Linked DNA regions of Homo sapiens: regions 2 and 3 are each linked to region 1. Evidence: chromatin contacts called from ENCODE Hi-C or POLR2A ChIA-PET data. All regions are on one chromosome and are shown on one strand. Each heading gives the region's core, a stretch centred on a gene start or an enhancer-like site at or near the end of the contact. The rest is flanking DNA. Distances are from core to core; before and after follow the strand shown. Region 1 has its middle 110 kb from the start of HSD17B3-AS1. Region 2 overlaps ERCC6L2-AS1 (ERCC6L2 antisense RNA 1). Region 3 overlaps ERCC6L2-AS1 (ERCC6L2 antisense RNA 1).

Evidence for each region. Hi-C counts contacts between places; a loop is a spot of excess contacts on that map. ChIA-PET counts read pairs that join two places held with the same protein, here RNA polymerase II (POLR2A). Pooled maps may share reads with other maps.
Region 2: a loop to region 1 is called in a map with no recorded cell type, with 6 times the contacts of the local background. The contact joins two enhancer-like sites. A Hi-C loop is called at or near these places in 4 of 37 single-sample maps with no recorded cell type and 3 of 50 pooled maps. POLR2A ChIA-PET finds 5 or more read pairs at or near these places in 1 of 52 experiments (BJ).
Region 3: a loop to region 1 is called in a pooled map, with 2.8 times the contacts of the local background. The contact joins two enhancer-like sites. A Hi-C loop is called at or near these places in 4 of 37 single-sample maps with no recorded cell type and 3 of 50 pooled maps. POLR2A ChIA-PET finds 5 or more read pairs at or near these places in 1 of 52 experiments (activated T-cell).

The regions. Positions count from the first base shown.
Region 1 is chr9:96,135,104-96,139,080 of GRCh38, forward strand. No RefSeq gene overlaps it. Among named protein-coding and RNA genes, the nearest start is that of HSD17B3-AS1, 110 kb to the right of the region's middle. RefSeq lists an enhancer at 2,264-2,558. Within about 2 kb of position 2,153, at least 14 of the 41 ENCODE cell types and tissues checked have a DNase peak (open chromatin) inside an H3K27ac peak, as active enhancers do.
Region 2 is chr9:95,820,638-95,824,614 of GRCh38, forward strand. All of the region lies in intron 2 of ERCC6L2-AS1 (ERCC6L2 antisense RNA 1), which reads right to left. Among named protein-coding and RNA genes, the nearest start is that of ERCC6L2, 53 kb to the right of the region's middle. RefSeq lists an enhancer at 2,447-2,656. Within about 2 kb of position 2,339, at least 3 of the 41 ENCODE cell types and tissues checked have a DNase peak (open chromatin) inside an H3K27ac peak, as active enhancers do.
Region 3 is chr9:95,855,053-95,859,029 of GRCh38, forward strand. The region is part of intron 1 of ERCC6L2-AS1 (ERCC6L2 antisense RNA 1); the gene reads right to left. Among named protein-coding and RNA genes, the nearest start is that of ERCC6L2, 19 kb to the right of the region's middle. Within about 2 kb of position 2,343, at least 3 of the 41 ENCODE cell types and tissues checked have a DNase peak (open chromatin) inside an H3K27ac peak, as active enhancers do.

The DNA of each region.
Region 1 (3,977 bases), core at 903-3,402:
TGAGTCGGGAAAGAATAAGGTGCATTCAGAACACCACAGTAGCCTCATCAGACTGAGTTCCATGAAGCCAGAGAAGTAAATACAACAGGAATTGTGACTTTAGGTTGAAATGCACAGAGCTGCAAATACCAGGCTGAAAGTTTAACTTTTCTAATCATTGCTTGGCACTATTTCAGTTTTCCATTCATCCTTCTGTTATTATTTTACTTAAATGTGTGGTAAAACTGACTCATCTTTGGAGCCAAAAGAAAAAATATAGTGAGTGAGAGGAAGTATTTGACAACGTTTGCCTTTTTTGTGTGTGTGACCCTATTTACCTCTAGTAATGCTTTGTTTTTAATTGTGGTAAAATATCCATAACATAAATTTACCATTTCAACAATTTTTAAGTGCACAGTTTAGTGATATTAACCTCATTCACATCTTTTTGTGCAACCATGACCACCAGTCATCTCTAGGATTTTTTATCACCTCAAACTGAAACTGTGTCCCCATTTGACACAAGCTCCCGGTTCCCCCGTCCCCAGGCCCTGCTCATCACTGCTCGACTTTCGGCTGCTGCGAATTTGACTATTCTAGGGACCTCAGGTAGCAGAATCATGAAATATTGAAGCTTTCATGTCCAGCCTGTCTCCTTAGCATGTCTTCCAGGGTCATCTATGCTGCAGCGTGTGTCAGAATTTCATTCTGTTTTAAGGTTGAATGAAGTTTCATTGTGTGCACATGCTACATTTTGCTCATCTAGTCATCCACTGATGGACATTTAGGTTGTTTCCCTTTTTGGTTATTGTGAATAATGCTGCTATGGGTGTACAAATATCCATTGGAGTTCCTGCTTTCGATTTTCTGGAGTATATACCCAGACCCAAAATTGCAGAATCACCATCACAAAGATCCTTATGCTGCCTCTTTATAGCCACACTTGTCTCTCCCCATTTTCCTACCACCACCTTAACCCTTGGAAACCACAACTTGTTCTTCATCTCTGTGGTTTTGTCATTGTAAAATTATTGCCAGGTGCAGTGGCCTGCATCTGTAATCTCAGCTACTTGGAAGGCTGAAGTGGGAGGATCGCTTGAGCTCAGGAGTCTGAGACCAGACTGGGCAACACAGACAGACCCCATCTCTATAAAAATATATTTTTATTTAGTATAAAATAAAAATAGAGTCTCAGCTATTCAGGAAGCTGAGGCAAGAGGATCCCTTGAGCCCATAGTTTGAAGCTGCAGTGAGGCAAGTGAGGCACGATTGTGCCACCGCACTCCAGCCTGGGCAACAGACAAGATCCTGTCTCTATATAAAATCAAATCCTGCAGGCCAGGCATGGTGGCTCATGCCTGTAATCCCAGCACTTTAGGAGGCCGAGACAGGCAGATCATTTGAGGTCAGGAGTTTGAGACCAGCCTGGCCAACATGGCGAAACCCCTTTTCTACTAAAAATACAAAAATTAGCTGGGCGTGGTGGCTCATGCCTGTAATCCCAGCTACTCAGGAGGGTGAGGCACAAGAATTGCTTGAACCCAGGGGGCCGATGTTGCAGTGAGCCAAGATTGCACCACTGCACTCCAGCCTGAGCGACAGAGTGAAACTGTCTGAAAAAAATAAATAAATAAAATCATGCAGTATGAAATTTTTGAGGTTGTCTTTTGCACTCAGCGTGATTCCTGAGAGATCCATCCCAGTTGCTGTGTGCATTGATGCTGCTTTCTTCTTGCTGAGAAGTAGTCCATGGTGAGGATATTCCACAGTTTGTTTAACCATTCATTCACTAAACGACATTTGGGTTGCTTACCATTTGGGGTTGTTACAAATAAAGCTAATTTAAACATTCCTATACCTGAGTTTCTGTGGACATAAATTTTAATTTCTCTGGGATAAATGCCCAGGAGTGCAGTCATTGGGCCATATGGCATGTTTAGTTTTACAAGAAACTGCAAAACAATTTTCCAGAATGCTTATCCTATTTTACACTCCCACCAGCAACATGAGAGAGATCCACTTTCTCTACATCATCACCAGTAGCTGATACTGCCACCTTTTTCAAATGTTAGCTTCCCTAATAGGTGAGTAGTGACATCACATTCTGATTTTTTCAGAAGGGTTTATATTTGCTATACATCAGTTCACCTACTTTGCATTTCTTCCTCTTAGCCCTGCTTTTAATAAAGAAAACTCTTTCCACATTGTCTTCTCTTTCCTCACTTGATTATTCTTCGTGGGAATAAGAGAATTAAAGGAATGTGGAAAAGTGTTTCTCTTGCATTATATTGTCCTAAGAAGCCTCAGTTATCACTTGCTCTTACCAGTGCTTTGCAGTCACCAGGAATGGTAGAAAGCAGCGGCTGGCCAGAGGGCTGGCAGAGGCGGGGCTGTTCTTTGTGCTTGTTTATATTCATTTTCTAGTCACAGCTCAAGTTGTTTCACTTTCTGCTGCTCAGGGAGACGAGGGCAATGTAAATGTGCTTGCTGTTGTTTAAGCCTCCCGGACAGTAAAAACAAAAGCGGCCGCACTGCCTTTCCCTAAATAACATCAGAAACCCCTTTGAGAGCTCGTTGAACAAGATTTACACATTTTAAAGAGTTTTGAAGTTAGAAGGGGTCCTAGGCGAGGCCCTCGGTACACATTAATGATGTGCCTACTGTGTGCCTTGCTCCAGCACGGTCACCCAGTGCTGGGTTACAGATCTGCATAGGGATAAGTTGCAGTCCCTCCTTCCCACACTCTGCCAAGTGTTACAGAGAGGTGTGGGCTAAGTGCTCATGCAGAGATGTGACAAGCCACTGTTGGGGGTCTGGAGGATCCCACAGCTTACTCACTGCTCAGGAACTGAGGAACTCAGCCATCAACTCACCCAGAGCCTCTCCAGCCTGCCTGAGGCTGAGAATCATGTGGGGCACCAGAGGAAAATAGAAATTCCCAGATCCCACCCAAAGGACCTGGATCAGAATCTCTAGAGCAGGGACACAGGAAGCTGTGCTTTAGAGCAAGCTGTTCATAGGTGTTATGAACTGAATTGTGTGCCTGTCTCCCCCATTCATATGTTCAAATCTCCCCCTAGTGTGATGGTATTGGGAGGTGAGGCCTTTGGGTGGTAATTAGGTTTAGAAGGGGGCATGAGGGTGGGGCTCTCATGATGGGATTAGTGCCCTTATAAGTAAAGACACCAGACACAGGCAACACAGAGATGACCACGTGAGCACAGAGCCAGAAGGCGGCTGTCTGCAAGCCAAGGAGATGGGCCTCGGGAGAATTCAAACCTGCTGACACCTTGATCTCAGACTTCCAGCCTCCAGAACCCACATAGTGAGAAGACAGTCATGTGCAAGCCAGGGGGCAGGCCCTCACCAGGTACCAAATCAGCCAGCACCTTGATCTTGGACTTCCAGCCCCCAGAATTGTGGGAAGTAAATTCCTGTTGTTTAAGCCACCCTGTTATGGCAGCCTGAGCTAACATATTGACTAATACAATATGACTCTCAGGATTATCCCAGTTGAGAACTGTGCGTGCAATCCAGCCCTCTCATTACAGGTGAGGGAACTAATACAGCAAGGTTAAAAACCTCATCCTATGTCCCCACACTAGTTAAAGGCCTTCTCTAACTGCTAGACCAGTTCCCATTACACCCACTCAAAGTAGACAAGTAGTTTTCATCTGAATGCCAGCTCTGGCTGATGGTGGTGGCTGCCAAGAGGACTGTGTCAGGAAGGATTCTGAGGACAAGTCCAGGCTCAGCTGACCTTAGCACCATTGCTAGCCATCAGAACACAAGAAACATTATGTATTGGCAGGGAAGCTGGCACAGAGGATCCAGCTACCCAGGTTGAATAACGTGACAAGTGTCATGAGTGTCACTCATTGAGGACAGTACAATTTGAAACGTGGTTCATGGGCCGGGAGCACCAGCATTGCCTGGGAGCTTATAAAAAACTTAAATGTTCAGGTCCCACCCAGACTACTGAATCAGAATCTCTGGGA
Region 2 (3,977 bases), core at 1,089-3,588, 310 kb before region 1:
ATACAAAAAATTAGTCGGGTGTGGTGGTGGGCGCCTGTAGTCCCAGCTACTCGGGAGGCTGAGGCAGGAGAATGGCGTGAACCCGGGAGGCGGAGCTTGCAGTGAGCTGATATCGCACCACTGCACTCCAACCTGGACGACAGAGTGAGACTCCGCTTCAAAAAAAAAAAAAAAAAAATAGGAGTAGTACTAGCGGACTAGCATTAGCCAGCCATTTATGAACCACAGATACACTTTACTACAGATTCGTGCCTATTCACAGCAACGTTGTGGTTACTTACCCACATTTGTACAAGAAGGAAGAGGTCAAGTAACTTGCCTAAGGTCACTCATTTAGAAACAGAGGAATTTGACTTCAAAGCCAATCTCGTGTTTTTTCCATCTTGCCAAAACCATGATAGTGGGGTTGTTTTTTTTTTTTTTAATGGCCACATATTACTCTCCCCTCATTGACTTCTCCCCTTCATTCTGTATGGGCTTACAACTGCTTCAGACAATAAGTATGAAGAAAGTGACTATATAACTTCCGCTGCTAGGTCAGAGAAAGTGACACCGCTTCTATCTCTTCTAGTCTCTTGGACTCTTGTGCTTGAAATACTTGCTCTTAGAATGTTTCCTCTTGGAACCTATCAGCCGTGCTATGAGAAGCCCAAGCCACGTGGAGAGGCCCCATACTTGTAAGTGGTTTGGTCAACAGTCCCAGTAAGTCCGGCTTGGAGCAGCCCAGCTAGGCATGCGAGAGAAGACACCATCTTCAAAGTAAATCCTCCAGCCTCAGTTGTTCCAGTCTTCCCAGCTGAGGCCCCAGACACCACAGAACAGAGACAAGCCATCTCTACTCTGTCTTTTCCAAATTCTCAATCCACAGAATCTGTAAGCCTACTATAAAGGCTATTTTATGTCACTAAATTTGGAGTAGTTGGTTATGCTAGACAACTAGAGTAGTAATTTTGTCTTGGGCTGGCTTGATGGTATAAGTGGATCTAAGCAATATATCCATGGTTTGGGACTATATTGACTACAAAAACAACAAATTAATCCTTCATCTGTTATCAACTCTAGTCTAGTTTTATAGAAATGTCATGTGGTCCCCTAAATGCTGTCATTCAAATAAGACCTTCTTGGGCCAAACAACCAATACATCTTCCTACGTAAGTTTAAATAAAGTCTTTCTGGCTTATGTGAGATCATGAAAGCCTCCTTTTGACACAATAATCCCATGCTCTGTAGTCTGTAAAGTCATTTGGAATTACATGGCAAATGACATTTATAAAGCAACAACTAGCCGGTGGAAGCAACGTTAAATCAGAACATTTTAGTAACTTCAATTTTTATCAAGAGTAGTATGTTTTAGGCTATATTTCTTAAACAAGAAGGCTTGGTCAAGTTTACATTTATTCAGATACCCAAACCATGTCCAGATTATATTTGAACATTTCTTTGAGGGCTCTATGTCCCATTTAATTGCTTTTGACAAGCATGATACCCTCTAAACCTAAATAATGTGTTTCCCCTGAAAACCCCCTCAGCTAAAAACACATTCTACTCCAAGTAAAATGGTTGCATCATCTAAATTCCATTATCTGTAGCATTTTGTAAAAGGCCATGAACTAAGAATGTGCCCTTGTTCTTGATCTCAGGGCGTCTGAAAAAAGACTTGAGCATGAAGCCAGGAGGGGTCTGGCCGCTCGCCCAGGTCTTGATCTCCAGGCTCTCAGCTCACCAAGGTGGGATGCAGCAGCTTGCAACTTCTTGGGGGAAAATAGTTCTTGAGAAATAATTTCAAGGGGTAAACTGGTGATTTTTTGGACAGAGCTTGGGAGAATATCTGGGGCAGAACCGGAAGAAGGGAGAATGTGTGAGAGCTAAAAGGAGGCAACAGCAGGAGCTAAGAACGAGGACAGGGGAGGAAAGAGTGGGCTCAGAGCAGGGGAGGGTGGTGAAGTAACACCAAGAACTCTGAAAACCCTTGTCGCCAACTGTGACTGTCTTCACAAATCCCGACGGTAAAGGCTGCGTGACTCTCCTGGTAACCCTTCTGCCTCGAGGGCCTTTGGCCCTGCCCAACCAATGGTCATGCTGCTGTGTTGGACCCATGAACTGCAAATCCCTTTAGTGAGTGTGTGCAGAGGACTGTGGCAGAAATCCACATGAGAGACTTAGGTACTGCAGTGATCCATCATCTGGGAAGATTAAGTGGCTCTGGTGGCTTCCACGCTACCATCTGACTGTGGTCATCTTGAAAGTTAACTCTTCACTTGTTTTTATCAGTGTGGCTAGCATTGCTTCTGTTCTTAGGTTAAAAATACAACAGGGAAAACCCACTCCACCACCACAAAGCTTAAGCCTGGACGTGGCTAGAGGTTGGTTTTATGAGGTTGTCAGAAATGAATCATCAAGCTACTTGAAGCCAGAGACTCCAGGAAATCTAAACATTTGATAATGCTTGTTTTTGCTTAATTTAGTGAAGCAAGGCCAGAGTCAAACCTGCTGCCATGCACGAGGCAGGCAGATTTTTATAAAAACAGGTTTGTCCTCAAGATTCCCAAACGCCTGTGTCATCAGGCTCTGTCTAGCTCTATTGAAGGCCCACCCTCCTGTAAGAAGCACAGATGCAATTCAAGCCAAGTTCAACTGGATTGAAAGCTCCTTGGGGGTTGTTACTGCGCCTCACACAGCTTTGTGTCCCTCAGAGTAAGCATGTGGGTAAGGTCAGGTTCCCCAGAAACAAATCTGTAAGGTGAGGACAGAGGAGGTAGGAGGTGTTTACTAAGGAAGTGCGCCAGGGAAGGCTGGGCAGGAGTGAGGGAAGCAGGATGATGAGGAGGAGAAGAGCCACACCAGGGGTTATCTCAGGCTGCGACCCGTGGGGTGGCGCCAGCCTGATCTTGCAGGGACCTCAAGAGGATAAGGCACCCGTCAGAGCTTGTCCCAGCTGGCAGCAAAGGACCTGGGCTTTCCTATTCTCCAGGCGTGAAGCCCCTAGGAAATACGACCAATATTTTATCCTGTGGGAATATAATTTGGGTAGGGCTCAAGATTTGGAAAATGATGTATGAGCTGATTGTTTTGCCACCTGCTACACAGGTGTTCAAACATGGCAGAATGTGAGTGAGCTTCTCCACTCCTGGTAATAATCAACGGGGTTCCGAGTGCTGAGTTCCTCCCACATTGCTGCTCTTCAGGGAGTGAGCCTCATGGCCCTGGAGTTCTCCATTAGACTAGTCCGACAAAGCGGGGCATGTTCTAACTATCCAAGAAAACCATGCTCCTTACATATTTAGCTATTATGATTACTTTCCACCACAGCAGTCCTAGCCTCTATGATACAAAGAAATCAGAAAAAAAAAAATAAATTGGATCCAATCTATATTGAATGGCTAAGTTTTTATTAATTCAGTTACCTATGCCACAAATATCTACTGTATGCCTTCTGTGCTCCAGGCAATATGCTCGGGTTTTGGAGACACAGAGCAACAAAATATACAGTTTACAAATGAGTGGACGTTCTTGAAACAAAGGCTGGGAGGGATGGAGGGAGGTGTGAGCCTGGAGGCGTAAGCAGGAGTCCTCCCGGGAGCCTCATGGTGAAACCTGTGCTAATGACCATGCGTTTTCACTGCTCAAATATCGCGGGGGCTCTATGCCTCTTAAAATTTTATCAGTGTCCTAATTTTCTTCCACTGCATCCTAGGAGAACCAAAGACCACAAGATGAAAACATATTCAGACACACCCTTTCCCACTCCAAATCACAATTTTCAGGTCAAGCTCCCCTCAAGGGGATGCATTTCATAGAATTTGGTGATTGTGTTCTTTTAGGTGTATTGTCCACTTTTCCTGGCCTTTTTCTAAATTCTTTTATCTTTTGGGAACATGAGACTCACATAAAATAATAAAGGGTTAGATTATCTTTTTAAATCCGCAATATTTTAGCAATATTTACCTCCTTCTAACTTCAGTTATTGTGCGCAAGCT
Region 3 (3,977 bases), core at 1,093-3,592, 280 kb before region 1:
ACTTCTAGGGTAATAATGTATTTTAGAAAAACCTAGAAATTAATGCAATTTATAAAAATAACTAAATTATTTAGTGTACCAAGTGTGAGAGAAATCTGTATGCTAATTCTAGAATGTGCAGTAACATGAAGTAGAATAGTCTCTAGACAAGTGTGAAATTTTTAATTAATCCAAGCTATATCTGAAAAAGTGATGTTTGAGGGTTTCAGAGTGATTGTAAATTAAACTAATTACAAATTGATTACCATTGATAAGTTGGTCCTTTAAATTCTTAAGATAAAATGAAAGCTGAATTTTTATTTGTGACTGATTTGACTATTTCTGTACAATATTTGCTTTAGGAAACATTTTAGTGTTTTCAAAATTCACCTTTTAGCTGGATCCAGTGATACGTCTGACAAAATGACAGGCAATTTGGAAAGCGAACATGAAAATATCTGAGGAAGGGCAGTCCAGACTGAAGGAACTGCAAATACAACAAACCTAGAGACAAACCATCAACCAATACTTAGCAAAAAAACTAGACTAGGAAAAATGTCTGAAAAACCCTAGACCACCTACGTCCTCACTTGCTACAACTTGAATAGTCCTAAAAATATTCCCATGAATACTACATTTAAGAAGAATATTCAAGAAGAATAATACTTAAAAATATACTTGTGATAAATTGGGTAAATTTAGCAAATTGTTTTTAGGCAAATTGATGCTTTGCTAAGTTGACTTATAGAGGACTGGTTTTCAATCAATTGATTTCTGGCTAATTTACCTACAGCTGTGCCTGCTGCAGAATAGACATTTAGTAAATGTTTATTGAAAGAATGATAGGAAAAAGCTTGCATGTGAAACAAAATGCCAAGTATTGTATTGAGTTTTGTATCTGAGAGCAATAACTTAACTGGAAACTAATTTGGGTTTGTGGCTTATCTGCCTTTCTGATATTTGATCCCATCCAAAAACCATCTGCAGGTTTTTTAACTGCAAAGCCTCACAAGACCTATCTCTGGCCCAGTTTATCTCCTGGTGCCTTCCTTTCATCTTCAAAGCAGGCCCCAGGAACTCAGCTTTCTTTCCTCTCCAGCAACTCAGCCATCCTTTCTATCCCTTCAGATTTTGTTTCATACCACTGCATAATCTCCCTCATTTTGCATTTTCTTCTACATCTGTAGATAAGCACAGAAACCTAAAAAATTTAAGGATCTTATTCCTGATCTCTGAAAAGAAATAGGATAATGAAGTAACCAATCTGGTAGAAGTGAGTAAGGTTATAGAATCCTTCCATAATTAACAAGTTATCTGTTACTTGTCCCTTTCAAGATGGTAAATGGATCTAGGAGGATGAGACTTTTGTGTGTGCCTTTTTCTCTCCCCGCTAAATTATATGAATTAGTTTTATCTCTTTAGGATTTGCCAAAAAGCAAAGTGGTTATCATTATTGGTTAAACACATTGATATTTATTTATTTTAGCAAACATGAAAGCAATTGTTACAACAGGACTACAACAGTCAGCAGAACTGGGTCCCAGCTGGTGGTGACTCCAGAAAATAGTCAGGGTCCCACCTTGTGCCCACTCTTCCATACCTTTCCTGAATAGTCATCAGTGTTCTAGGTCTGGTATATGTTCCCTGAAAGGCAGCAAAGAAAGAGAGTACAGACTGTAGTGTCCCTGATAAGATCATATGTGGATCTCCTAATATCAATTTGGCTTGAATACAAGGACTACTTTCCTATTCCAAGGGCAGGGTAGAGGTACATACCTAGGACATGGAATGGCAGATGTCTGAAATATACATTGCAGACCACCACACTTCACTGAGGTGTTGCCCTCTGCATTTATTCCTGAGGGTGGAGTTCACTAAACCACTTTCCTTCTCACCCCATTTTTAGATACAATCAAGGTAGAATAATAGGTGTTTCCTAAACTCAAATTGGCAGTTTGCAGTTTCTAGGACATCAGCAATGAATGACACCCTTTTAGTGAACCCTGGCCCTTCCCCTTCCCCCTAGGAATGATGAACATAGTTCATGTCTTTACTAATCGTCTGTGACCCAAGCATCATACTGAGCACAACGTGTAAATATCAAGAAGACAGTGTTCAAGGGCAAGGCTTCAGTATATGAGGGGCAGCAGAAGTGATGGGGGGGAGGAGGAGTGGAAGACCAAGGCTGAGCCATTCCCCAGAGGGATCTTGTTACCAGGAACGTTGCCAAGGCAGGGGCTTTTGCAGCTGTGTAAAGAGCAGATTGGAGCAAGATAGAAGCCTGTTGTGAAAACTGGGGCCCAAGATCAGGGCTGGACAACATCAAGCATCTTTGCTGCTAGAGTGCCTAAGCGTTGAGTCACAGCAACTTAATCCCTCCTATTAATACCTGGTTTGATTCTAGAGACTGGGGTGAGGCTGAGTCCCCTATTGGCTGCCAGAATTTCAGCTGCAGGGAGACAAACTCCAGGAAATCTACAAGTTAGGCAAGAAGGATATGGGGAAACAGAGGTCAGTTTCCAGAGAATTAAACAACTGACATGAAAGACTTAAGGGCTGTTCCTGGTAAAGGAATCTTTACGTGTAGGAACTGGGCAAGGAGAAAAAGAGTCCAGTTGCATTCACATTCTCACCTGAGTGACAAGAGAAGGCAAGATAACTAAGCGGAACTTTTTTCATTCTGTTGCTTTCTAAATTTTCAAACTAAGTTTAAAGAACAATGAGACTAAGTCTGTAGGTCACGACAACCTGGCAACTTCAAGTTAGACCTCCATAATCATGAGTGTTTGCTCTCACCTATCAATACCATGCCATTCTGAGATTGCCAGACCAGCCTTCTTCCCAGCCCTGGCACCCAGGGCTCTGGCTCAGCTCTTTAATACCTACTTCCCTGTGCTGACCTGATGCAGGAACTGCTGGCCTTGCAGCTTGTCCAATGTCAGCCTAGCTCAAAACTGGGTCTTCATACCTACAGTCCAAAGAAGGTGTTGAACTTGCTAATCTAAAGGCATCAAAGGGCTGCAATATGTTGGAGTGGAAAGAGGAATAGAAACTTAATGAAGTTGCCAGAGAGCAACAAGAAACCAAGAACAGGCAGAGCTTAATTTTAGGCTCCAGGGATTTTCCCAGACTTATTTTCACTGTTTCTTAGGGCTCCAATTTTCTAAGTCCTTTATTCTTCAGTCAAATGAAGTACAAGGAAATGTGAGAACTCTAGATGAGTCCCTGAAGTCATTGATACTAATCAAATGACCCTGGCAGCTCAGATCAGCAGGCACTTTGGGAGCATCAGCAATGACCCCTGTGTCCTTGGGATGTCACTCTCCTGCTATAAAGTCTTCAGTGGATCTCTACTGCCTTGGAATAACTGGACTCTCTAGCCTCACCTTTAAAATCTTCCAGGAACCCTTTCTCTCACTAATCCCCTTCAGGCGCAAATACTCCAGCAAAACTTAATCACTGGTTTTTCACACTTGACATGAACTTTTTCCATTTTCTGACTTTTCTCAAAGTTTACCTTGTGTAGAATAATATTTTATCTAACTGACACATCTAAATATAACTATTCTTCAATGCCAGCTAAAAGCTTATCTCTTCCAGAATGCCTTCTTTCTGATTACACTAATCTCTGATCACACCTACATTTACTTGACTTATATTACTCAGCATGTTTTTACTATAAAGTAAATCTTGTGTCATCTTCCTCATTTACACTGCACATTCATCAAATACAGATATTATATGTTATCAATATTTTCAAATGACCTCAGTGCCAGAGTTGAACTAATCATATTCCTCAGTTCATATCACCTGATCATTAGAGTTGAAGCAAAACACTTAATTTAGATATTTATTCCTTTTTCACCTCATTCTGTTACCGTTCCCTCTCCCATTCCCCTTTCCATAGACAACTGCTCTGAGTTTGAAGTCTAACACGTGTATACATACTCTTGCAAAATATAATAATATAGTCTACTGTATCTTATTAGACTTTGTTC